Regions from separate parts of the Homo sapiens genome. Here region 2 is linked to region 1. The links are chromatin loops, found by intact Hi-C in ENCODE. Cell type or tissue: dorsolateral prefrontal cortex. All regions are shown on one strand. Links, peaks and the distances in the headings refer to the core of each region. The heading gives the core; the rest is flanking DNA.

What was found. A loop is a pair of places that touch in the nucleus more often than their neighbours do. Peaks named below come from ENCODE experiments on the same cell type or tissue, not always from the same donor. Only the 100,000 strongest peaks of a DNase experiment are listed, where the experiment ranks them.
Region 2: it touches region 1 in a loop (13-fold over the local background); 1 of 110 quality-filtered maps calls a loop at or near these places.

Annotation. Positions count from the first base shown.
Region 1 is chr5:162,062,414-162,071,598 of GRCh38, forward strand. GABRG2 (gamma-aminobutyric acid type A receptor subunit gamma2) reads left to right here and starts at 5,360. Exons shown (of 10, transcript NM_198904.4): 1 at 5,360-5,693. The coding sequence starts at 5,587. In dorsolateral prefrontal cortex, for the core only: no CTCF peak of the experiment used is centred there; DNase peaks (open chromatin) are centred at 4,888 and 6,158; H3K4me3 peaks cover 4,612 bases; H3K27ac peaks cover 3,557 bases.
Region 2 is chr5:161,991,734-162,009,450 of GRCh38, forward strand. LINC01202 (long intergenic non-protein coding RNA 1202) reads right to left here and starts at 9,463. Exons shown (of 3, transcript NR_126372.1): 1 at 9,387-9,463. In dorsolateral prefrontal cortex, for the core only: no CTCF peak of the experiment used is centred there; no DNase peak of the experiment used is centred there; H3K4me3 peaks cover 2,079 bases; H3K27ac peaks cover 3,650 bases.

The DNA of each region.
Region 1 (9,185 bases), core at 1,186-9,185:
GCCAGTCTCAGTGGCTCAATCCTATAATCCCAGCACTTTGGGAGGCTAAGGCCGGCAGATCACCTGAGGTCAGGGGTTCAAGACCAGCCTGGCCAAGATGATGAAATCCCGTGTCTACTAAAAATACAAAAATTAGCCGGGCATGGTGGCATGCACTAATAGTCCCAGATGCTTGGGAGGCAGAGACAGGAGAATCACTTGAACTTGGAAGGAGAAGGTTACAGTGAGCCAAGATCATGCCACTGCACTCCAGTGCAGTGCACTCCAGTTTGGGTGACACAGCAAGACTCTGTAATAATAACAAAAATAATAATAATAATAATTTCCATTTATCTGCTGAGATTCACTACTGCTAACTTATTTGACCATAAAAATATCATTACCAAATTTTTCTTTAAGTTCTTTAACTACTTTATAGTGGCTGCTTGAATATCCTTATCTGCCAACTGCAGTATCTGGAACTTCTCAGGTTTTGCCTGTTTCTATTGACTGTATTAAAAAAATACATACCCACATATACAAATATATATGTATATGTATATATATTTATCCTATTATCTTATACTGTTTTGTGACTTTTTTAAACAATGTACAGGACATTTTGTATATCAATGACATTCTGATTTGTTATATTCTTCTGATTGATTCCTGTTGATTTTTATTATCAATATTATGAGTTAAATTATCGATAAATTAATCTTGGGGAGGATTCATTTTATACTCTTTCAGGTTGGTCAATCTCATTTTCGTCCTTAGAGTAAATCCATTGTTATAGAACAGAGAAAAGTTATGGTCCTTCTAGGGTTTTGAAGGAATGTCAGAGAGGTTTATGAAGACCCCCTCACTTATTGGAATTCAAACTTCAAACTCTGTGTCTCCTGCAGTGAGTGGCAGCTGAAATATTTGCTCAACTTTTTAAGTCTCTCAATTTTTGCTTTCATCTGGGCTTCTTGAAGTCTTTTCTCCTTTTCCACACAAAAGCAAACAAAATTTAAAGGAAGTTTACATACAGATGTGAAGTCTTATACTTCTATCTGTGATTTTCCTGCTCAAGTGAGCAGCTCTGGTAGCCCCAAAGTTTCCTCTTAAACCTCAAGCCAATAAGATTGCTGCCTTCTGCTGATTCTAACCATCCTGCATTTTTGGGATGGAAGGACTTCCTGGATGTTGGACTTTCTGTGCTAAAAACTGGGAAGTTTCCACAGGGGAAAAGCCACAAAATCTTAGATCTCATCCAATTCAATTCAATTTATTTATTTATTTATTTATTTATTTATTTATTTATTTAGACAGAGTTTTGCTATTGTCGCCCAGGCTGGAGTGCAATAGCATGATCTCAGCTCACTGCAATCTCCCCTTCCCAGGTTCAAGCGTTGCTCTTGCCTCAGCCTCCCAAGTAGCTGGGACGACAGGCACGCACCACTACGCCCAGCTAATTTTTTGTATTTTTACGAGAGATGGGGTTTCACCATGTTGGCCAGGCTGGTGTTGAACCTCAGGGTATTCGCCCACCTCGGCCTCTCAAAGCGCTGGGATTACAGGCGTGAGCCACCTCACCCAGCCTCAATTTCGTCTCTTATTGGCCATATCGTCACACTTTCTGCCTCCTTTCAGTAGCATCCTACTACTTCACATATTTGCTTATTTAATATTTTGTCCAATAGTAATAATTATTACCTACAAAATGGTCAACTTTGTCACTACCAGAAGTAGAATATAAATGATATATTTTACTTTTCCAAGTAATGAGAGATTTGATATCAACAACCAAACTTGTCCAACTTATAACCTCATAATTCACTTCTGGGTGTAGTAACTATCACAAAAATAGTAGTAATAATACAATGTCAAATTATAAGCAAAAAAAAAAAAAACTTTATTCATAGAGAATTGACTTGTAAAACAATTTTCCAACATATTGGCAAGGCCTGTTTGGATGAGTGGATTTGGGTGGTAGTTTTCTTCTTTTACTTTCCAATGTTTTTCAAATGTTAGTATAATTAAATAAATACACACACATATACACATATATGCAGCAACTTGGCATACTGAGGATTTTAAACTGAAGGAAATTGAGAAGACCACAGAAGCAAGAAGATCTTTCTGACCTTCTTCTGCACCCCTTCTCTCCTGAATCAGGCCATGGAAACTATAGAGAATTTCCTTCGCTCCTTTTCCCCTGCAGTGGGCCATAAAACCTAGTTGACCTTCCACTGAAAATAGGTCATAAGGCCCTCAACCAAGGGATGTCCTCCCTGTGCCTGGAGAAAAACAATGTCTTTATCTCTGAAGACACAGAGACATGGAGAAGAATCTGAACTAGCAGGCCTCTCTGAGTTCCCCCATTTATGCCCTTTAGATCATATCTGTTTTTGTCCAGTAATGTTTCTGCACAACTATCCACTTCTTTATTTGATTTAGCATAAAATATACAATTTTCCCTGTTTCTTTTGAGCTTTCATTTCTAAAGGCTCCCATGTCACATAGAATTTGTATGAAATAAATATTTATGCCTTTCTATTGTTAATCTGTCATTTGTTATAGGGATCTCAGACATAAAATTTGTATCGGATAGGAAAATATATTATATATTTCCTCTATAATATATACATATATACTATGTGCAATGAGAAGGTAGCATCATGTTTATCAAATAAAGGTTACTTTATTGATTATAAGTATAATCTTAAAAAGGGGCAAGAGTTTACCTCAAAGTTGATAACAAAAGTAATTACTAGATCTCTTATAAACACCAATGAATATAACACATGTTGTAAAATCTTAGGAAATATATTAAAATACTTTTTTTTCAGACAGCAGTCAGCAAATAAGAAAGATCCACAGAGGCATACTGACACCTACTAGCTATGAATGGCACAATTAAATTTGTACTCAGATACTATAAATAGTAAAATTACCTCTATGGTTTCTCTTAATATGCTGGACAAAATTCCATCATTCAATAGCTTCTAATTTATAGGGGCCATTATAAGACTGATAAGGGATTAGTATATGAATCAGTACTTTGTGAATGTGACAGCATTCATTTTCACAGCTTCGTTATGCTTGACAATAAATAAACTCACTTGAGAAACTTAACACAAAAAAATTGGAAATGTCATGTATGGTAGATATTTTATATAGTGTGCAAAAATTGCAACCTTGTGGCCTGGATGCCTACTTGGTTTGGCCTCCTTTGCATTTTAAAAATTAGAACATTTTATTCTGCAATTCTTATTTCCATTTCTTCTGGCAATTCTGACTGGAACTGAACAGTGGCAGCTCCATTTGGATGGAGTATTGGCACTTCAGTGTGCATGGTTTCCACCACTTTACTGATTCATAAACTGCCAATGTCTTCCATTTATCTCACTTGCTTGGGTTTTGTAGGCACTTAAGTAAATACACACATACACACACACACACACACACACACACACACATCTTAGCCTACAAAAGTGTGATTGAATAATTTCACTAAGAAAATATATAGAGCTATAAACAAACTAGGCTCTTTGGAATAAAAATTGTGAACATAAGAAGGGGCATGACATTAGACAGTCATAGTGATGTAGTCCTATAGTCCCAGCTACTTAGGAGGTTGAAGTAGGAGGATTGCTTCAGCCCACGAGTTCGAGGCTGCAGTGAGCTATGATTGTCCCACTGTACTCCAGGCTGGGTCACAGAGCAAGACCTTGTCACTAAATTAAATAAATAAACAAATAAGTAAAAATCAAAGAAGGGGAAAATACCTTCACGGTGCAGCAAAGAACAAGAGCATTATATAAAAAGGGGATTATGTTTGCTCTGCCTCCATTTTAGTCACAATGGAAAGAAGTCAAAACTGCATTTGAATGTGGTTTTCATTGGATTTTTGTCTAAATGCCTTAAGAATAACTCTGCCTAAGGCAGAATTATGAAGCCATGCAGGATTCCAGGTGGGTCTGTCAGGACTTTTTTGCTTCATTGTCAGGATGCATCTCCTCAGCCCATGTGATGGGCAGCAGCCACTGGTAATTCTTTCTGCTTTCCTTGGATATACTTTAGTGTTAGTGATGGAGTGTGGACCTGATTTTCTCATGTTCTATTCCTATGTCTCCTAGACTCCTTACCCAAGTTCCATTCCTGGAAGACTTTTTTCTTGCAAAAAAGGCACTTATTTTGAAACAACTCCTTGTCACTTTCCACAAAGAGCTAAGATTGTTCCTCATCACTACTACTGCTTCCTGCATACTTTCAATGTGGTATCTTGACTTTAAAGAACCATGAAACACTCCCCCACTTTATTTTTCATGATTAATGAAAGGGATTTCCTCTGTGGTGGATGAACTGGTTTGGCATAAAGGGGGTATCTTCTACATATTAGTATCTATAGTAACATTCTAGGCAAGAAAGAAGCATACTAATACCACTCATCCAAACTAAAAACTTTCGGGATTATTACCAAGAACAAAAAATCAACCCCCCACATGACAAACAGAAATCCCTTTGCATTGTTAAATGACCTCCTGATTATACCCCTCTGCCCACCCTTCCTTCAAAAAACAGCCCTCCTATTTTGTGATGTGTAATCTTTATTCAAGCAGCTATCCCCACGCAATTACATTTGTCAAACTTCAAGCAGTTTTGTGTCTGTGCATTTTCACTGGGGTTGGAGAACTGACAAGGGAGGAATGAATCTTGAGTAGCATAGAATTTCTCCATGTCCTTTAATTCTATCAATGTTTTCTTCTCTCATTCAAATTGAATTCACCAAATCTGTCTGCCTACAGGATGACTTACTGAGACACTCACACCTCCCCCACTGTCTGCTCCCCCAGCTCTAACAATGCAACCATGATTTCTAAGACTGTACGAGTTTAAAATAAGGATTCTTGGCAGATCTGACGACCACAAACCTTCTGTCATTGATGATGTAGCTTCTGGGCTTGCTAAAGCATCTCTTGTCCCCATGAATGCCAGTCCTTGCATGCTGGTGTGTGCAGTAAAGGGTTAAAAAGCTTTGGAAAGACACCACGCATGTGTTAATTCGTGCTGCAGCAGCGTGCATCACTTCCACTTTGACCTCATAGTTAATCTGCGTGATAGTTAATCACGCAGAGTCTCTAGTGATTTTTTTCCTATTTATTTTAAATACACACACCCACAGGGCTCTGCCCCCTGTAAAAGAAAAAAAATCAAAACAAACAAATAAATAACCCCAAAGAGATGGACCCAGGGGAGAACGCGTAAGTGTGAGGGGCATGAGTATACACGAGTGTGCGTGTCTTTCCCTCTCCCTTATTTGTCTCCGTATGAGTCTCTCCTTGTACCCTCCCCCTGCCTCGATGATATTACTCCCCCAGACTTGGAAGCCGCTGCCAGAGTGACGCTTTGATGGTATCTGCAAGCGTTTTTGCTGATCTTATCTCTGCCCCCTGAATATTAATTCCCTAATCTGGTAGCAATCCATCTCCCCAGTGAAGGACCTACTAGAGGCAGGTGGGGGGAGCCACCATCAGATCATAAGCATAAGAATAATACAAAGGGGAGGGATTCTTCTGCAACCAAGAGGCAAGAGGCGAGAGAAGGAAAAAAAAAAAAGCGATGAGTTCGCCAAATATATGGAGCACAGGAAGCTCAGTCTACTCGACTCCTGTATTTTCACAGAAAATGACGGTGTGGATTCTGCTCCTGCTGTCGCTCTACCCTGGGTAAGATGTGCCCTTTTTGGCGTCGTTTTGTTCTGAAGAGGTGGGGGGAAGGTGTGGGGAGGGGTAACTCGGGAGACCACCCAGATTTAAAACACTCTCCTAGGATGTGCGGCTTTACAATTTAGGAGAGAGCGAATATATGGGGCGGGGACTGGAGGGAGGAAAGTGGAAGGTCACTTTCGTTAATGTATTCATTTATTGGATTTTATTTTATTTTTTGTTTGGTTTTAGAGTGGAAAAGGTAACCTCATAAAGACTAAATATTTAGGGAGTAGCATTTTGACATTATTGCAATCTGATATCGGAGTGGGCTGTGCTGATACACGCCGGCATTTGAGGCCGTGTTGCAAGCATTTTGGGTGGGGGTCTGATGGAGAAATTTACAAATGGGTCCTGGCGCACACCGGAGAGATATGTGTGAGGGAGCTGGGGGGAGGGGCGGCGGGCGGCCCTGTTCCTGTGTACTAAGGCATCGCATGCTTCTGCACCTGGCATTCTTAAGGTCAGTCAGCCAGGTTTTGCATCCAGTCCCATTGACCCAACAGCCAACTACCCGTGTGCAAACATGGTTCAGCACCAGGGACAGCAGTCCTGGTGAGGGCCAAAGGGATAGAGGCTTGTCTAACCTGATAGAACGTCTCTAAATATACTCAGGGCATCCACAGAGTCAGAGAGAAGGCCAATGAAGCCACGGGGCACTAATGAAATATACAGATCCTGATCTGTTTACCTCTACTCCCTCCTTGATATGGGAAGGGGACTATTGGGCATAGGGTGGAGAACGTAGTTAAATGATTGCATAGGGGAATATACGTCTGGAAAAGAGTTGGCCTTGCTGCAGTGTTGGAAAATATGCTGAACCAGGTGAATGTGATGCCATAATCGTGAAGTACACATTAATGTTTTAAAACCTTGCTGCACTGAATAGAAAAAAAAAGGTAAGGCTGGAGACTGGACTCCTGAAAACCCTGAGAATGTGTATGCCCTGAAGTGCCCGGCATTTAAATTTACTTGAACTTTCCTGAGCTAAGAGTATTAGAGGAGCAACCATCCATGCAGCCTAGCTGACTATTCGTCTACCTACCTAAGCACCTTCCCCGCTCTCCAAGCTTTCTAACTAGGACCAAAGCCATGTTAGAGGTCCACTATTTACATTACTTGCATTCTTCTATACTTTCATTTTGAAATAAAGTTCTATAAATATACCTCTCATATCCTACCAATATAAAGAAAGACACAAACAAAAACTAGCTATAGAAAATATCAAGACAGTGCCCTAACATTTTTTTGTGGGTCGACAATCTTACATGGTAGTTGTAACAAAAGCAGCTGAAAAGGATGGAGGTTAAACTAGTTTTTAAAAAAATTATTGAAACTAGGCAACTTCTCTGGCCCCCTCTTCTGTAAGATGGGTAATAAGACAGATAGATTTATGATAAAGAGACCCAGGCAAAACAAAGAGTGAAAGCCTCACTTTGGAGTTTCTAAACAGAGAGAGGGTCTGCTTAACTCTTCCAGCACTTTTTGTACCTTACTAATTTACTATAAAAATAGAATGTATTTTCACTAGGATTATAACATTTCAGTAGCTTTCTCAGAATATGAGAGGGCCTTTTACTGGAAACAGTCTTATATGTAATACAATTTGGTGAAATCCTGAAAAAAGTAATTTTTTGATTCAAAATTTGAATTCATTTTTATACTTAAGGTTGTGGATAGCTATTAATTTGTTTCGGAAATTAGAAAACAGTTACTTACTAAAAGAAAATATCTTTCCCCTATTTCTACCATTAATGAAACCTGTGGATTAAAATCTAGACAAGACACAAGGGAATGTCTTTCTTTTTGACTCATCTCCATCTTAGTAAACAGTTGTCTAACTTAATAGATAAAATATTATGTATTTTCTCTCCAGTAACCCTATTTTAACCTAAACATGTTTAACTTTACTATAGTTTATAAGAAAATAGTATTTAAGATGTCTTCTTGTTGCCACAGCCCCACCTTTTCCATTTCAATGTCTTATACAAAGTAAATTTGATGATACATTTTAATTTTCAATTTGTACCAGACTATCTTAGATGAGTTTTTTAAAAGAGCTCTATAAATATGAGCTATCTGTAATGGAAACTCCCAAAAGTGGTAATTTTTACATTCTCTCATAGTGACAGAGAATGGAGTCATTGCTGTTTGGTGCAGAGAATGTGATCAGAGTTTCAGTCTGCTGCAATCCCATAAAAAAAGTCATTTGAATTGTTGAGTAGGACTGGAGGTAAATAGAAGCTTTGATTTATAAAGTTGATCCTGAGGAAGGACAATAAATAACTGGGAAATATTTGAGACATGAGGAGTCCATAGGAAGTGGTACTTATGAAATAATACTTTTGTGGTAGACAGTAGTAGCAGAACCACCTAGAAAGTTAAAGATAAATAAAAAAAAAATTGGTTTTTTATTTATGTAACTCAAAAGATTGTTTTCGCCCTCATTAAGTGACAAAATTTATTAGTCTATGTCTTTACAAAAGTGAAACAAAGAGAAAAATAAAGCATCGTAGTGAGAATATTAATAACTAATATCTCTTCTTATAAGTGAAATAGTTAATTTCTGAAACCCAAAATTTTTGAAACATTCACATAGCTTGTGCTGTCATAAAAAATAACCTGGGGAACTTACTAAAATGGAGATTCCTACACTATACACTGAATGCTTTTGAATCATTATGTCTGGGGAGAAAAGGAATATTCAACAGGAGTATTTTCAACAAGTACCCTAGACCTCACTTTGAAGAAAAGTGGTCTATACTTTTCTGATTTCCAAAAGTTTATCATCATATTTAATATTTAAAGGTGTTTTGATTATTCATACTTTATTATTCAGTTGGGCAGAATGAATCAATTTAACTTCAATCTTTTATTTGTATGTAAATCATTGAGAATATTATACATATAACAAAGCATAAGGAATAGTATAAAGAATACACCAACATTAGTTATAAGAAGATATTGGCTCCAAAAAAATAAAACATATATACATATATAAATGTGTATGTGATTATATTGAAAAACTATATATATACCACATATATATGCATAGAGATTTTAAAACAAATCTTATAACTTTATAAACTTTTTCAGTGTAATTTTATTCCATCTCAGAGTAAAAATACCCTAAAGGGAAAAAAATATATAGAAAAACATAAAAAATAATTTAGAGTAAATAAGAATAACTGAAACATAAAATGTTTTTATTTTATTAGAATAAAACAAGATTTTGTAATATACTTAGAGTGACAAATAATTATTTTTCAAGGATAAATTGAGCAGAAATAAAATGGACTGAATTTTTGATGATCTGTCTAAACTTTACTTTTAAGTGCTCATTCTGAATTTTTAAAAAGAAAATACAGTTAATGGTTTATACATATTTTCTATTTTTATCTGCTACCTAAACAAAGATGCTTTTGATGATGTTTCTTATGAGCTGCTAAAGTG
Region 2 (17,717 bases), core at 6,014-14,013, 66 kb before region 1:
TGCCTGTAATATTTTCTCAAATAATTTATTTTTCATTTCTTTCATTTGAGTAGGAAGGTTTTGCCTACAACTTGGTTTCAATTTCCCTACATTTTCTCCCACACATCACTTTTGTCACAGTCATATTAGCCTTTCTCTTTTTGTTCCTGGAACATGCCAAATTATTTTTCACTTGCTCTTTTTACTGCCTGAAATGTTCTTTCCTCAAAATTTCACAGGCCTGACTATTTCTCCCTATTCAGACACCAGCTCAAATGCCCATTACTATTCAATCTGAAGTAAGTCCAGTCAAAGATTCTGTCCCTAATATTATCTTAAAACAATCATCCTATAGATTTATTGCTTCTGTTGTTTTTCTCTTCCACAAGATGGAAAGCTCTATTTGAAAAGTTCTTATCTGTCAACGGCACCATAGCATCCCCAAATCTAGAAGAGCGATTGACACACTGGTGGTGCAAAGGTCTTGGAGGGGCCACATCTTTACATCTTCTCCATAAGTGTTCGAGAAACAGAGAGGTGGAAAAAAAAAGAGAAAAAAGGAGTGGCAGATGATAAGTCCAGTCAATGATTCTGTCCCTAATATTATCTTAAAACAATCATCCTATAGATTTATTGCTTTTGTTGTTTGTCTCTTCCACAAGATGGAAAGCTGTATTTGAAGAGTTCTTATCTGTCAATGGCACCCCAAATCTAGAAGAGTGACTGACACATTGGTGGTGCAAAGGTCCACATCTTTACATCTTCTCCATAAGTGTTTGAGAAACAGAGATGGGGGAAAAAAAGAGAAAAAAGGAGTGGAAGATGAAGGTCAAAGTATTATCTACATCACTGGCTGTAGTATAGTGTGATAAACAAATAGGTCAACTAATTAACACAAGAATTAGGCTGACTCTCTCTACCTGTTTCAGTCAATATCAGCTGGGTCAGGCCTGATGCAGAAAAATATACTGCTGGAGGATCAAATGAGAATTCATGACTTACAATGAAAAAAGAAGGAGCTGTACTGAGACTGACCAGTTTATTCTTCTGGTATCAGATGAGATCACTCTGCTGTCCTAGAGGGTCAGTATGTCAAGAGGCGGAGAGAAGCCAATAGGTACATTAACTGACCTCCTTTCACCTGGAAAGAAGTGTCTCAAGAGAGAAATTAGTGATATCTCCTAAATAAGAAATCAATAAATATTCTTTGAATAATTTTTTCGTGAACTCATTACAGATGACAAAATGGAGATGTTGTGGGGTTAAAAGAGATTTTCCCCCAGATTTAAAGCAGGTGTCCTGTTTTCTAGTCCAGTATTTTCATACAACACTGTAATAAAGTATTTCTGAATTTAAACTTACTGGTGGCCAGCAAAGGCCACAGGAACTAATAATGAGGCATGAATGAAAGAAAACAGATATGTCCTGAAATTGTAATAGGGGACATGAGACCAGTGTTTACATTCCAAGCACCCATCAGTTTGGGATCTAAGAGCCGGTTTTCTCTGCTCATTGGCTGCTCATTTTCAGTGAGTCTCCATTACTAAAAGAAGACAAATAAACCATGGATAGAAACTAATCTATCTACACTCAATTAAACTACGACGCACTTAATTTTTTTGCCCCTAAGAGAGTGCAATTAGTCCCCTTTGAAAATGTATTCCTGTTCCAAGGGAATAGCAGAACCTCTGAAAATGGATGTTGAAAGCAAAAATGTTTTGAAGAAAGTCTCCTCACCCTTTCTTAACCATCTGGCATTTCAGTTTTCCCTCTTTAGGCCCAACTTCCCCTTGTTCAGTCCCTGATGCCTCCCTAAGATAATTCTCTGCATGTCATTGTTTTTCTAGTAATAATTTTCTTCTTATTGTTCACAGAGGCACCTAGGCTAAGATCTAAGAATGTATAGAGTCAGAAGTGTACCCTAGAAGTCACCCTGGCTTTGGAGGACAAAGTTCTAATTTCTAGTTCTTCGTTTTGTAACTCTGGGAAACTTGTTTCACTCTCTCTGGGCTTCAAGGCCCTTATTTTTAATTTGAAGTACGGGATTTCAGTTAGCAATAGAACACCTGAAACATTTTTTTCATCAAACTCTTAAATAAAAAGCAATAAAAATATGCAACTTCTCTGGTTAAAGTAGAAAGAGGTTGTGGGGGAAAGGGCAAAAACCAAAGGAAGTCCTTCTCAGGCCGTTAGATGTACAGGGAACAAGCCACTGAACTAAACAATGTCTGATATTCTTTGCATTTCTAATAACTCTGATTCCTTTTTAGTGAAATATGGTCTGTAGTTATCAGATAGATCTAAGTTTGAATTCAAGTATCTGTGTGACCCTTGGAAATTTATTTAACCTCTCTATGCAGATTGTTTCGTCTTTCGCAAACGGGGGAAGTTAAAATACATTACTCTGTTTTTCAAACAAATGTTGGCAAAATACTTTTTCTGAGACTTTCTTATCTCAACAATATCTTAGCATTTTTTCTGTGTAAATCTTCCTCATCTTTGTAACTGCTCCAAACTATTCCAAAGCATTAATCAAACATAATTACCCTTTGCCTTTCTATTGAACTTCAGAATTTTACCATATTTTTTTATTGTAAATAATCTTGCAATGAATATCTGTATGTTATCTACTTCCAAATGTAAAAGATATCTGGCTTATTTATACGTTTTTCTTTAATTCTTCCCAAAGCTCCATGTGTTAGACAGAATATAATTTTCTATTTGAGAATTGGGACTCAAACTCAGTTTTTTTCAGACTTCTAGAATATACAACTTTAAAAGAGTTACATTTCTAATAGTGAGATAATCATACTGTGGTCCCTCGCCCCCTGTAGTATTGGAGAAGACCAGATCTATGGCAGCCGTTTAGTGACTTTTTGGAAAACTTGCAAATTCTGATTGCAGGATTAATTTGAGTTCTGGAGTTTTAACCAGGACAGGCAAAACTTCAGCATTTGTGGTTGGGTGTGATCGCTCATGCCTGTAATCTCAACATTTTGGGAGACTGAGGTGGGCAGATCACCTGAGGTCAGGAGTTCAAGATTAGCATGGGCAACATGGCGAAACCCAGTCTCTACTAAAAATACAAATATCAGCTGGGAGGGGTGGTGCATGCCTGTAATCCCAGCTCGTGGGATTGAGGCACGAGAATGGCTTGAACCCCAGAAGTGCAGGTCGAAGTGAGCCGAGATTGGGCCACTGCACTCCAGCCTGGGCAACATGTTGAGATTCTGTTTCAGAAAACAAAAACAAAACTTTAGCAATTGTTTTTCTATCCATTGTTGGAGGGAAAAACAACAACCACAACAACACCTAGAACAACTTCTGAGTTAAGAGATGGGCAAAACAATCTGAGTGTAATTTACTCAATTATTTTTAGTTCCACATGAGACACTGACCATTTGGCATTTGGCAAGAGAAGAAAAATTCATTCACGCAACTCTTGGGAAATGTTAGGAATCTGAAGAACATTACAAACCACGAAGCCAGTATTCTGCATAGATGAAATAATATCCCTGCTAACTCAGTTTCTCACCCTGGATCCTACCAGCAACTGACACCAATTGTCTTACTACCAAAATTGCTGCAGTCACTTTTCAAGTGGTCTTCATCATGGAACTAGTCCTTTCATAGACAAAGAGTACTGAAGCAACAATAAAGTTGAAGCTGAGAGCAAAAACCTAAACAAAACCACTCAAGCAAACAAACATGGCTGCAGTGCATACCCATCTCTAGTGGGGATCCTGACTCTCATCTATATGAACCTCAAATCTCCTTAAATATTATTTATAGCTTACTCTCTCATCCCTACTTTACTACTTATTTGATTTTATCCATACCCTCAAATAAGGAAAACAAATCTTATAGTCAATTATTTATCCCAGCTTACACACATCCCATCATTTCCAACTTTTGCAAAGTTACCTTGTTGCATCCTTTCCTTCCATTTCACTTTACCCACCATTCTCTAGGATGTCATTATCTCATGACTGGATGGATAAACAACATTAGTCTGTCATCAAACTTTACTTTAGTCTTCTCCTTTTGTAGAATATTCTAATCATCCAAATGAAATTCCCGGAATATATCATAATGTATATATTGTTACAAAGATCCTAAAACACTTGGCTGACTGCAATAAACAATCCTATTTACTTTCAAGTTCCTTTATTCTAGGACATAATTGGCCATCTTTGTTCTCATATAAATCCTCAAAATGAGTCTAGCTTTCCTGTCTTCGCTCCACACTTTTTTATTTTATTCTTTTTTTTTGTAAATCCAGCACATCCCCTCATATTAAATATAAAAAGAAATAACCCTCAAGCTTTGTATTGAGGAAAGCGAGGGAAGAAAATACATAGTGAAGTTACAAAGTGCTTAACTTCAGAATAGTGCTGCAATAAACATGGGAGTGCAGATACCTCTTCAATATACTGATTTCCTTTCTTTTGGGTGTACACCTAGCAGTGAGATTGCTGACTTATATGGTAGCTCTATTTATCATTTATTGAGGAGCTTCTAAACTGTTTTCTATAGTGGTTGTACTAATTTACATTCCCACTAACAGTGAATGAGGATTCCCTTTTCTAAACATCCTTGCCAACATTTGCTATTGCCCTTGTTTCAGATAAAAGTTGTTTTAACTGCAGTGAGATGATATCTTATTGTAGTTTTGATTTTCATTTATCTGATGATCAATGATGTTGAGCACCTTTTCCTATACCTGTTTGCCATTTGTATGTTTTCTTTTGAGAAATGTCTATTGAGATATTTTACCTGTCTTTAACTCATAAGTTAAATTTTTTCCTCTAGAGTTGTTTGAGCTCTTTATATATTCTGGCTATCAATCCCTTGTCAGATGAATAGTTTGCATATATTTTCTCCCATTCTGTGGGTTGTCTCTTCACTTTGTTGATTGTTTCTTTTGCTGAGCAGAGCTTTTTAATTTGATGTGATTCTATCTGTCCATTTTTGCTTTGGTTGCCTTTGCTTGTGGGGTATTACTCAAGAAATCTTTTCCCAGAGCAATGTCCTGGGGAATTTCCCAAATGTTTCCTTTTTGTAGTTTCAGTCTGAGGTCTTAGATTTAAGTCTTTAATCAATTTCAAGTTTATTTTGTATATGGCAAGACATAGGCATCTAGTTTCATTCTTCTGCATGTGGATATCATTTTCCCAGCACCATTTATTGAAGAGATTGTCCTTTCTCCAATATCTGAATAGACATTTCTCAAAATAAGACATACAAATGGCAAACAGGTAAAAGAGAACGTGCTCAACATCATTGATACAACAATCTGAGAAATGCAAATCAAAATTACAATGTGATATCATCTCACTACAGTTAAAATGGCTTGTATCCAAAAGACAGGCAATAATACATGCTGGTGAGGATATGGAGAAAAGGGAACCCTGTACACTGTTGATGAAAATGTAAGTTAGTAAAACTACTATGCAGAACAGTTTTGAGGTTCCTCGAAAAACTAAAAAGAGCTACCATACGATCCAGCAATCCCACTGCTGGGTATATACCCCCCAAAAAGGAAATCAGTATATTGAAGAGATATCTACACTCCCATATTCATTGCAGCTCTATTCACAATAGCCAGGATGTGGAAGCAACCTAAGTGTCCATCAACAAATGAATGGATAAAGAAAATGTGGCACAAATACACAATGGTGCACTATTCATCCATAAAATATATGAGATACTGTTATTTACAAAAACATGGATGGACCGTCTGGCCATTATGTTAACTTAAATAAGCCAGGCACAGAAAGACAAACTTGACATGTTCTTACTGATTTGCGGGAACTAAAAATTAAAACAATTGAACTCATGGAGATAGAGAGAGGACAATGGTTACCAGAGGCTGGGAAAGGTAGTTGGAGGTTTAGAGGGAAAGTGGGGATGGTTAATGGGTACAAAAAGTAGTTATATAGAATTAATACGATCTAGTATTTGAAAGCACAACAGTCAATAATAATAATTTAATTGTGAATTTCAAAATAACTAAAAGAGTATAATTGGATGGTTTGTAACACAAAATATAAATGCTTGAGGTGATGAATGCCACATTTACCCTGATATGATTATTACACATTGCATAACTGTATCAAAATATCTCATTTACTCCATAAATACATACACCTCCATGAATACATACACCTCCTATGAACCCACAAAAATTGAAAATAGAAATTTTTACAAAAAGAAAGAAAAAATGCTTATCTTGGGGAAAATGGGAGTGTAGGTATCATTTTATATCATTTTTCTACTTTTCTCTACTGTTTACAGTTTTTAGTGGGAAAGCATTTCTTTTATAACACAGAAAAGAAAAAAACAGCCATTTTCTTACTTTGCTATCTACTCTCTTCCATCTTAGCATTGGAATTTTTAAAAATATTTGAACATGTTGCTGCACAGAATAAATAACCATGTTTTCCCGTTTGCTTTACAGTTAGATATGGCCATGTGACTTAGTTATGGCCAATGAGATGTAAAGGGAAATAGTATATACAATTTTGAGAAAGTTGGATCATTTGGAACTAAAATTGGCTGAAAAAAAAGGGACTTTTTCTTCTATCTTCCATCTTTCCTTGTCAAGTAATGATATTTTAGAATTCCCACAACCATCTTGGATCATGAAGTGAACTTGAAAATAGAAGCACTAAAGAGAGTGATGGAGCAGAACAATAGCAGTCTGGGGCCCTGAATCACAGCGTGGAGCCTTCTTATCTGCTTCAGCTTATCTACCTCCAGACTTCACTTCTCTTTTTCCAGAGATGGAAAATAAAGTTGACCTTGTTTAGGTGATCATTGCTCTAGTTATTGCTTGTTGTATATGCAGAGAAGCCTAAACCTAACTAACGCAAGGAGGTAAAAAATAAATCATCATAATGTTGTTAATAATTTAAAGTAATATAATTTATGATCACATAAATCAACACACAAACGATTTACATAATTTATTTGTAAGAAGAAAGAGCTAATTATTCAGTCCTGGGACTCCTAGCTTCCAATATCAAATCCACCTTTCACAGCAGTATGAATTTACTGCATCTATTGAATCTCAGTGTCTTATTCAATATAATAGGGTGTGCAGTTCCCACATTGATCTCTATCTCCTGGCCTTCATTCTCTTGTGTATTCCTCCCCTTGAGTACAGACTGCAATTATTGTTTCTATTCTGTTCTAATTTATATCTACATTTGTATATGTAGAGAAGCCAAAATCTAAGAAATGAGCTTTAGTTAGGTTTAGGAATATACAACAAGCAACAACTACAGCAACAATCACCTAAATAAGATCAATTAGCTCATAAAAGACCATCATTTCCATCTTTCACTTGCTTGCTCTTTCTCTCTCGCTCCTTCTCTCCTTCCCTCCCTCCCTCATTCTCCTTGGCTCCGTTGCCATGAAGAAGAAGCCAGCTGCTATATCCTGAGCAGCCCTGTAGAGAAGCCCATACTTCATGGCTGAGATCTGAAGCTGTCAGTTCAGCAGCCAGTAAAAAACCTGAAGCCTAATAATCATGTGTGTGACCTTAGTGGATCCTTTGGACTCACTTAAGTCTTGGTATGTCTGCAGCTCTCGCTAACAGCTTATGTGAAACCTCATTAGAGACTTTGAGTCACAGAAATCCAGGCAAACCACTTCCAAATTTCTGACCACAGAAAGTGTGAGAATATAAATCTTGGTTGTTTTCAGTCGTTAAGTTTTGGAGTAATTTGTTATTCAGCAAAACATGGTTTAATTGTATTACATAGAGGTATAAGTATCTCCTCATATATATTTATTTTAATAAAACAGCTTGAACCCTGGTATTCAAGGCTGCAGTGAGCCAAGATTGCACCACTACACTCCAGGCTGGATGACAGAGTGAGATCCTCCCTCTTAAAAAATACATATATAAAAAGAAAAAGAAGCAAAAATGTTTTTATTAAAAATAATTAACAGAAAATTATTTCTGGGAATTTTATCTCTCATTTGCAGAGCATACTCCTCTTTCCACTTTAATTTCTAGATAAAGACTACTAAAATGTCTTATTTATCTTTTTTATAAGTCTTATGTTAGTGTATCATGGTCTTAATATAGAGTAGGCATAACAAAAGTTGCTTCACTATGGGCCATGCTTTAGGTAAGAGTTTTTAACCTCAGCACTACTGACATTTTAGGCCAGAAAACTGGCTAATTATTTGTTGTAGGAGAGTTGTATGGAGGATTGTAGGATATTTAGCTGCAATGCTGGCATTTACACACTAGATATCAACACCATCCCTCCCTCCAAGGTCTGACAATCAAAATTGTCTCCAGAAGTGGTCAAATGTTTCCAAGAGGAGCAGACAAAATTGCACCTGTTTAATGTTTTAATGTCCTGTATTATGGGCAAAAAGAGGGATTTTATTTGCAAGTAATAATTTGAACAGGGTTGAGTGATGTTCTTGGCAGATGGCACATCCTTTCTGCTGAACCTGTTAATGTCAGCCTGAGATGGACTATGACCTCCACAAAGGTAGCACTCAGTGATATGTCTGTGATTGTGCCATAGCTCCCACTCACTCTTTGAGGCAATCAATCATTGCTGATCATGGTCCTGGACAGTCTATATGTGTGTGTGTGTGTGTGAGTGTGTGTGTGTGTGTGTGTGTATTTTTTGTTTGTTTCTTTGTTTGTTTTCCCCAGGGTCTCACAAAACTTTCTAATCTTTTGGGACCTGTTTCTAGTCTATAATAGCGGAGTCAGATTTATCTGTTTTTATTTTCTTTCAAATGTATTCTTTCTAATATAAGCTTCTCCTTTTGGGGCTTAGCCATTTAAATTCTGAGTTAACAAGCTTGTACAAGCCAAAACCTTATGCTTTCAAGCTTAAATTCTCTCCAAAAAGTTAAAGAAGTTTGTTTTTATTTTTACTTCTGTTCTGTGCATATGATTTATCACTCTGATCTATTTTAATGTGAATAGCAATGTAAAATAAGTGGTAGTAGTTGACAGGGAAATAAATCCCTAGTAGTTAGTATATCAAAATATTCCCTCACTACAAATTTAAACAGATTATTTCAAAGTATTGGAAAAAATATAATATTTCAGTGTTGTATGTCTGTGAAATCTGGGTCACATTATTATGAAGCCATGACTCATAAGATTTAGTCTCTAAGGATGGTTGCTATTTTGCAGCATGATTTACAACTGAAAATTAATTAAAAGGAGATTCTATTCTTTTATATGTTACGGAGGCCACTACAGATGGTCCAAATCATTAACTGTCTAGCAAATTTTCTAATATTTCCTTTTAATTTTCAAGCATGGAGAGAGATACATATCTCTTCCTCAATTTGGTTTAATAACTTCTTTTCCTTTTCCCCTCATTCTTTCTTATAGAATTTTTAAGAACAAAAGGGCTTACCTCCAAAAAGGGGCAACACTTTCCTATATGTTGTGAAGAAAAAGAAACAGCTTCAGCGAGATTGCCATCCTCTTTCAGTCCAGGTTGAAGGGAAAGGCTCAGCACATAAAAGCACTAGCAATCTGTGCTGAGTGCTGAGAGAACACCAGAAAGGAAGTTCTCCATCTGTGTAAGGGGAGGAGGGAAATGGGTGGGCCAGGAAAGCATATATGGAGGACGTGGGGTCTTAAAAATGAAAAATGTGCCAGAAGGAGAAAAAAAGAGCTGCAGAAGTGTGATCTTGCACTTCTCTCTTCTCAATCTCTCTCTCTCTCTCTCTGAGACAGGATCTTACTCTGTCGCCCAGGCTGGAGTGCAGTGGCATGATCATAGTTCACTGCAGCCTTGGACTTCTGGGCTCAAGTAATCCTCCTACCTCTCCCTCCTGAGTAGCTGGGACTACAGCTCCACACTACTACAGCTGGGTAATATTTATTTATTTATTTCTGTAGAGATAGAGTCTTACTATGTTAGCCTAGCTGGACTCTAACTCTTGGCCTCAAGCGATCCTGCTGCCTTGGCCTCCCAAAGCACAGACTATAGGTATGAGCCACCACTCTTGACTTTTTGCTTCTCTTCACTCTTCTAACCCTGACTTATCTCCCATGCAACTATTATTTATTACAACTTGTGTTTGTGTGTGGTGTCTGAGTGTACACGGTCTCTTCCCTTATATTACACATTTCTTGAAGGTAAAATTATGTATCACATTTACTTATTATTCCTAAGAAAGCAATTTAATAGATTGTAGATACTTAACAAAGGCTATTTTTTTGCCTGTTGCTGAACCTAATTCCTTTATGCAAAATGTGAATCACATGTGGCTACAGAGAGGCCTTCAAAATCTTCAGCCCATAGAAGGAAAGCACAGTAACTATAACTCACAAGACACTTCTTAACTCATGTGGAGCTTGGAATAGAAGTCTGGAGGAGGGAAATTCCACAAAAGATCACAGATGTATTATTTGCAGATTAGTCAACATATGGCATGTTTAACTGCAGCTCTGAAAAAACAAGACTAAAACTGATGGTTCATTTTTAAAGTCACAAGCTATCGAGGCTTCTAAACATCATTTGAAAATGCCAGTGTTGGCCTGGCGCAGTGGCTCACGCCTGTAATCCCAGCACTTTGGGAGGCCGAGGTGGGTGGATCTCTTGAGGCCGGGAGTTCGAGACCAGCCTGGCAAACTTGGTGAAACCTCGTCTCTACTAAAAATACAAAAATTAGCTGGGCGTGGTGGCGGGTGCCTGTAATCCCAGCTACTTGTGAGGCTGAGGCAAGAGAATCTCTTGAACCTGGGAGGCGGGGACTGCAGTGAGCCGAGATGACACCATTGCACTCCATCCTGGGCCACAAGAGTGAAACTCCATCTCAAAAAAAAAAAAAAAGAAAGAAAGAAAATGCCAGAGTTTTGTTGACTCAAACGAAATTACCTAAAGCATTTTTCACATTTTAAAAATTGAATTGGAAATTCCAAAGTAGTTGAAAGTTTGGAGGGAAAAATGATTTTTTAAGGAGGCCAACTGTTCGTTTCATCATAAAGTCACAATCTACTCCCCCTCTTTCTCCCACAGGAAAAAAAAAAACACAAGATATGAAATAAAACCATTTTAGTATTACACGAAATTTATAATCTTCCTCTTCATTCATCTTGAACAGTAAAAAGAAGCATGGAAATTTAAAAAATAAAAGATTAACATTAAATCCCAGGAAAACATTCAGAATTCACTTTTATTATTGAGATAATTTAACAATGAGGAGGCCTCCTTGCTCTAAATTAGATCATACATTGATCATTCATTTTAATCACAGAGAGACAGAAATTTTAGGACTCCATATGACAGAGTGGACAAAAGGTTTACGTGACTCCTACACCTTATCAATTGCAATGCCCACTTCATTTCCACTGATTACTGTTAGAGGTTTTAAATCTCTACTTGAAGGTGGACAGCTTCAATTTTCTGGAAGATTAAGAACCTCACAGGTGCACTGCATTTGTGCATGGGAAGAACAGATTGCCAAAGCCTCTCATCTGAGACTGGCAGGTTCTACTGCACTGCAATCCCGTTGTTTGAACTATGACTCCATAATGAAATCCAATTACAGTTTCTTTTTTATAGTATTTTAAATCCCCATGGACTATCTCCCTAATATATTTATGGAGATATATGTACTAAAAGCACAAGACAGGCATACTTCTAACCAAAGGAAGAATATCACTCATCTTTCCTCAAGACAGACGTGCATCTAGTTGTTCATAAAGTATAGACCAATACTTTGGTTTAAGGACTGTTTTCATCTTTTATTTGTGTACTAATTTTCTCAAAGAAAAAATATATATCTTGCTGTTACACACTGAATGTTGTGTCTCTTATAGAATTCATAGGTTGAAGACTTAACCCCCAGTGTGGCTGTATTTGTAGATGGGGTCTCTAAGAATTAATTTAGGTTAAATAAGGTAATAAAGGTAGAACCTTGATCTGATAGAATTACTGTCCCTATAAAAAGAGACACCAGGCTGGACTTGGTGGCTCATGCCTGTAATCCCAGCACTTTGGAAGGTTGAGGCCGATGGATCACGAGGTCAGGAGTTCGAGACCTGCCTGACCAACACGGTGAAACTCCTTCTCTATTAAAAACAGAAAAAAATTAGCCAGGCTTGGTGGCATGCACCTGTAATCCCAGCTACTCAGGAGGCTGAGGGAGGAGAATCTCTTGAACCTGAGAGGTGGAGGTTGCAGTGTTGCAGTGAGCCGAAATCACACCACTGCACTGCACTCCAGCCTGGGTGACAAAGCGAGACTTTGTCTAAAAAAAAAAAAAAAAAAAAAGAGAGACACCAAAGAGCTCTCTTACCATATGAGAAGAGATTGGCCATCTGCAAGCCAGAAAGAGAGCTCTCAACAAAAATCAGTGTCCAGATCTTGATCTGGGACTTCCAGCTTCCATAACTGTGAAAAGAAAATTCTGTTGCCTAAGCCACCCAGCATGTGGTATTTGGTTATTGCAGCCTGATCAGACTAATACACTTGCTAATACCATGTAATCTTAGGCTACTTAGAAAAGGCACAATTAGGCTGATGACAATTAGAAACTACCTCTTCTGAATGTTAATTTTATATTTATTTTTTCTAGTATATAATTAAGTGATATTACAGTATGGTTCTTTGTGTTATTCTTTGAAAGTAATTTTGGAAGAGAAAATGTAAGTCAGAGTATTGCAAAACCACAAATTTGAGTTTTTATCTGTAAAATTCTAAGAATTCACATAAATCTTAACATTATTTCCTGTTATCTATAAGTTATCTGAAATTGTTATGTAAGTGACTTAAGATTGATTATATTTCTAATTTTTATTATAACCTACATTATTTGTTTTATTTTTACTTTTTAAAAATTAGTATTTATCTGTTTTACTTGTTCTCATTACATCCCCATCTTTAGTTCATTGCATCTGCCCCCTAGTGCCTTTAAAAGCATTGTATTTGTATAATATTTGGCTATATCTTCCTGATACAGCAAGAGCTCTGGCCTATAGCAATTACATTCTCCCTTGAAGCAACAATTTGATGAAAATTTTGTAAATTGATTGTATCAGGACTTTCCTCATTTACAACTTTATTAAAAAATAATCACCAAATATGCTGAATTTTGTCAAATTGTTGTTCTGAATCTGTTACATCAGGGGATTTTTCTATTTTAATCTCTTAATTCGGTGGATTACATGAATTAATTTTTGTAGTATTAAACAACATCCCTTGCCTTCTGTGATGCCTGTAACTTCCTTGTTATCCATTTTAAAGTAGTTTTAGTTTGCTACTATTTTGTTAGGATACAGCTACATTCATAAAGGAACTTGGAATGAATATATGTATGAAGCTAGAATATGCTTGATACAAAAATTCAAAATAGGGCAGCATGAAAAAGAAAGAAATATATATACATATATATATACATACATAGTGTATATATATATAGTTATCTTTATTCTTATGTGTACATATATATGTGTGTGTATATATATTTTTTCTTTTTCATGCTGTTCAATTTTGAGGTTTGAATCACAAATATGCTAGCTTTATAAAATAAGCTAAGGTTTTTTTCTTCTTTTTATATTATCTAGAAGCATTTTTGTGTAACTGAATTTTTTTTTTTTTAAACATTCGGTAGAAGCTATGAGTAAAGCCACTTGAGCCAGGAGTTTTCTTTGTGGGAAGATGTTTCACTACTTACTCAATTTTATTAATGGTTATGTGATAATTTAGGTTTGCCTATTTCTTCTTTTTTTACTTTTTTATTTTATTTTTGTGGGTACATTGTAGGTACATATGTTTATAAGGTACATGAGATGTTTTGATACAGGCATGCAACGTGTAATAATGACATCATGGAAAATGGAGCATCCATCCCATTGAGCATTTATTCTTTGTGTTAGAGCAATCTAATTATGCTCTTCTAGTATTTTAAAATGTACAATTAGGTTATTATTGACCATAGTCACCCTGCTGTGCTATCAAATAGTAGATCTTATTCTTTTTTTATTATATTTATTCTGAATAAGATTTGCTAACATATACTTTAAAATATTTTGTCTATATTCCTTAAATTCCAAATTTACATGCATAAATCATGTCCTGTTATTTTATATTTTTAAAACTTGCAATTTCTGTAGTGTGTCTTGTTTTAATTCTTGTCATTAACTATTTGGGCTTCTATTTTTTTCAAGCATTTTTCTCTTTTGCACTTTATGAAATTTATTTTTGATTAATTATTTTTCATTTATTTATTATTTATTTTTTCATTTATATTAGCCAGAGTCCACTCATAAAACATGAACATTAGACATATTAAACATATATGTTTGTTTAATGTTAGTCCACCTCCCTGGCCTTCCCAGGATTTCTGTAACTTGCTTATTATCTATTATTTTAAGTTGTTGACTTTGTGTGTGTGCATGTGTGTGTGTGTGATTATATGGATTTGATGTTATGCAATCATGGGAGTTGATTAAACAAACAGTTTCTGTAAGGATGCTGTATTTGTGTCTTGCACTAGAGCTTTAAATTGCAGAGTAGGAAATCAGGAAGGAAAGATTGATGTATGACCAGAAACAATGAGGATAAGCTGAAACCCATAAGTAGAAGGTGGACCCAATGAGGATGCCCTAAGATGTTTCAATCCTTCTGCCTTTCACCTCCTTTAACTTCAGCGATATGGATGTCCTGCAAGACAAAGCAACACCCTGCATCATGGAGTTAAACATGCATTTTTCCCAGTTGTTGGAATAGCTGAAGGAAAATGGTGAAAGGGGAATGAACAGAAGAGGCAGCTGCAGGCTGATTGTAGCCCATGCCAAGGAGGTGAGCCAGCAAATATGAAACTTGTGTAAGCTGCAAGTGTAGTGTACTTGGTAGCCCAATCTTGGATGTAAAAATCCATCACTTTTATCATATGCTATTGCATAAGAGCATTCCTAAATCCAGCCCATCCTGAGAAAAAGGGGAATATGTAACAAGAGGCAGCAAACATTGAGGGGCACCTTACGGGTTTCTTACCAATTGCTTTTCTTTTCAAAACTGCATTGACAAAAAACAAAACAATCTCATATCTCAAGATAAGCAAGTGTCATCAAACTATCAGGAATTATAAACCTTTTCTATATTTTCATAACTTTAAAATTTAAAAAAACATGTTATGCAATGTTTTACTTGTTTCTTTTCTAATACTACTATACATTTTCCAGGTAAACACATATATTTACATAAAACATTAACAATAATAGTAAGAAGAAAGAAAACTAAAATTTGATTTGGCATGAGATAATATTCTTTTAAATTCCTTGTAGTTTATATATCTTTTCTTAAAACAAATGAGCTCATTTCAGCTCAGGCCAATATTTCATACTCTATCTAAAGAGTTCTCTATGAAAATTTGCAAGATATTCCAGGTGGCATAACTCTAAAGATATTTGAAAGACAGGTATCAAGCAGGCTGTAAATTTCTTCATTTATCTTTTCTCCTCTATATACTTAATAAGGACATCCTGAACAGCAGTCCAAGCTGTCCTGCTTCAAAAGGCAAAAGTATAACAGCCAGTGATTTTTATGAGTACCTTGGAGACCAAGTTGAAAAAATAGATGTAGCCAAATACTATCTAAATTATCTCCATATAAAAGTAAATATTTTTCTTACTTTTCTATGGAACATAAATAATTTTAAAACTCATATATCACTCTTTATCACCTTGCTATCCAAAGTGTCAATTAAACATTTTTGGGAAGCTTGTGCAGCTACCCATATAAAGAAACTCCATTTAATATTTAACTAAGATGTGGATAACTTTCACTCAAATTTACTAAGATAGTTAATCAGAATGTTGTAAAATATATTCTATAGCCTATTGTCTTTTTAAAATTTTATTTTAATTTCAAGTTGGTTGCAGGGATAAATTCTTTAGGGGTGATTTCTGAGATTTTGGAGCATCTGTCACTTAAGCAGTGTACACTGTACCCAATATGTAGTCTTTCATCCCTCACTCATTCCCAACCCTTATCATCTGAGTTGACAAATTTCATTATTATTATTATTATTATTAAGAGACAGAATCTTGCTCTGTCACTCAGGCTGGGGTGCAGTGACATGATCTCGGCCCACTGCAACCTCCACCTCCCAGGTTCAAGTGATTCTCGTGCCTCAGTCTCCTGAGTAGGTGAGATTACAGGTGTGAGCCACCATACCCTGCTAATATTTTGTATTTTTAGTAAAGACAGGGTTTTGCTATTTTGGCCAGGCTGGTCTCAAACTCCTGGGCTCAATTGATCCACCCTCGTTGGCCTCCATTACATCATTCTTATGCCTTTGTGTCCTCAGGGCTTGGCTCTCACTTATAAGTGAGAACATACAATATTTGCATTTTCCATTTCTGAGTTACTTCACTTAGAATAATGGCCTCCAGCTCCATCCAAGTTGCTGCAGAAGACACTATTTAGTTCCTTTTTATGGCTGAGTAGTATTCCATGGTGTATATATACCACATTTTGTTTATCTACTTGTTTGAAAGGCATTGAGGTTAGTTCCATATTTTGCAATTGCACATTGTGCTGCTATAAACATGTGTGTGTATGGGTCTTTTTCATAAATGATTTCTTTTTCTTTGGGTAGATACCCCAGTAGTGAGATTGCCAGATCGAATGGTAGTTCTACAAATCTACATACTGTTTTCCATAGTGGCTGTACTAGTTTACATTCCCAACATCAGTACAAAAGTGTTTGCCTTTCACCACATTGGTGCCAATATCTATTATTACTTTCTAATTATGGCCATTCTTGCAGGAGTAAGGTGGTATCTCCCTAGGGTTTTAATTTGCATTTCCCTGATAATTAGTGATGCTGAGCATTTTTTATATGTTTGTTGGCTGTTTGTATATCTTATTTTAAGAATTGTTTATTCATGTCCTTAGCCCACGTTTTGATGGCATTATTTGTTTTTTTCTTGCTGAACTGTTTGAGTTAGTTCCTTGTAGATTCTGGATATTATTCCTCTGCTGGATGCATAGTTTACAAAGATTTTCTCCCACTTTGTTGATTGTCTGTTTACTCTTCTGATGATTTATTTCTCTGTGTAGAAGCTCTTTAGTTTAATTTGGTCCCATTTATTTACTTTTGTTTTTGTTGCATTTGCTTTTGAGGTCTTAGTCATGAATTATTTCCCTAAGCCAACATCTAGAAGAGTTTTGCCGATGTTATCTTCTAGAATTTTTATGATTGCAGGACTTAGATTTAAGTATTTGATCCATCTTGAGTTGATTTTTATATAAGGTGAGAGATGAGGATCCAGTTTCATTTTTCTACATGGGGCTTCCCAAGTATCCCAGCACCATTTATTGAATAGTATATCCTTTCCCCACTTTATATTTTTGTATGCTTTGTCAAAGATCAGTTGGCTATAAGTACTCGGCTTTATTTCTGGGTTCTCTATTCTGCTCCAATGGTCTACATGCCTATTTTTATTCCAGTACTATGCTGTTTGGGTAACTTAAAGCCTTGTAGCATAATTTGAAGTTGAGTAATGTGATGCCTCCAGATTTGTTCTTTTTGCTTAGTATTGCTTTGGCTATGCAAGTTCTTTTTTGGTTCCATATGAATTTTAGGATTGTTTCTTATAGTTTTGTGAAGAATAACGATGGTATTGTGATGGGAATTCCACTGAATCTGAGAATTGCTTTGGGCAGTATGGTCATTTTCACAATATTGATTCTACCCATCCATGAGCATGGGATGTGTTTCCATTT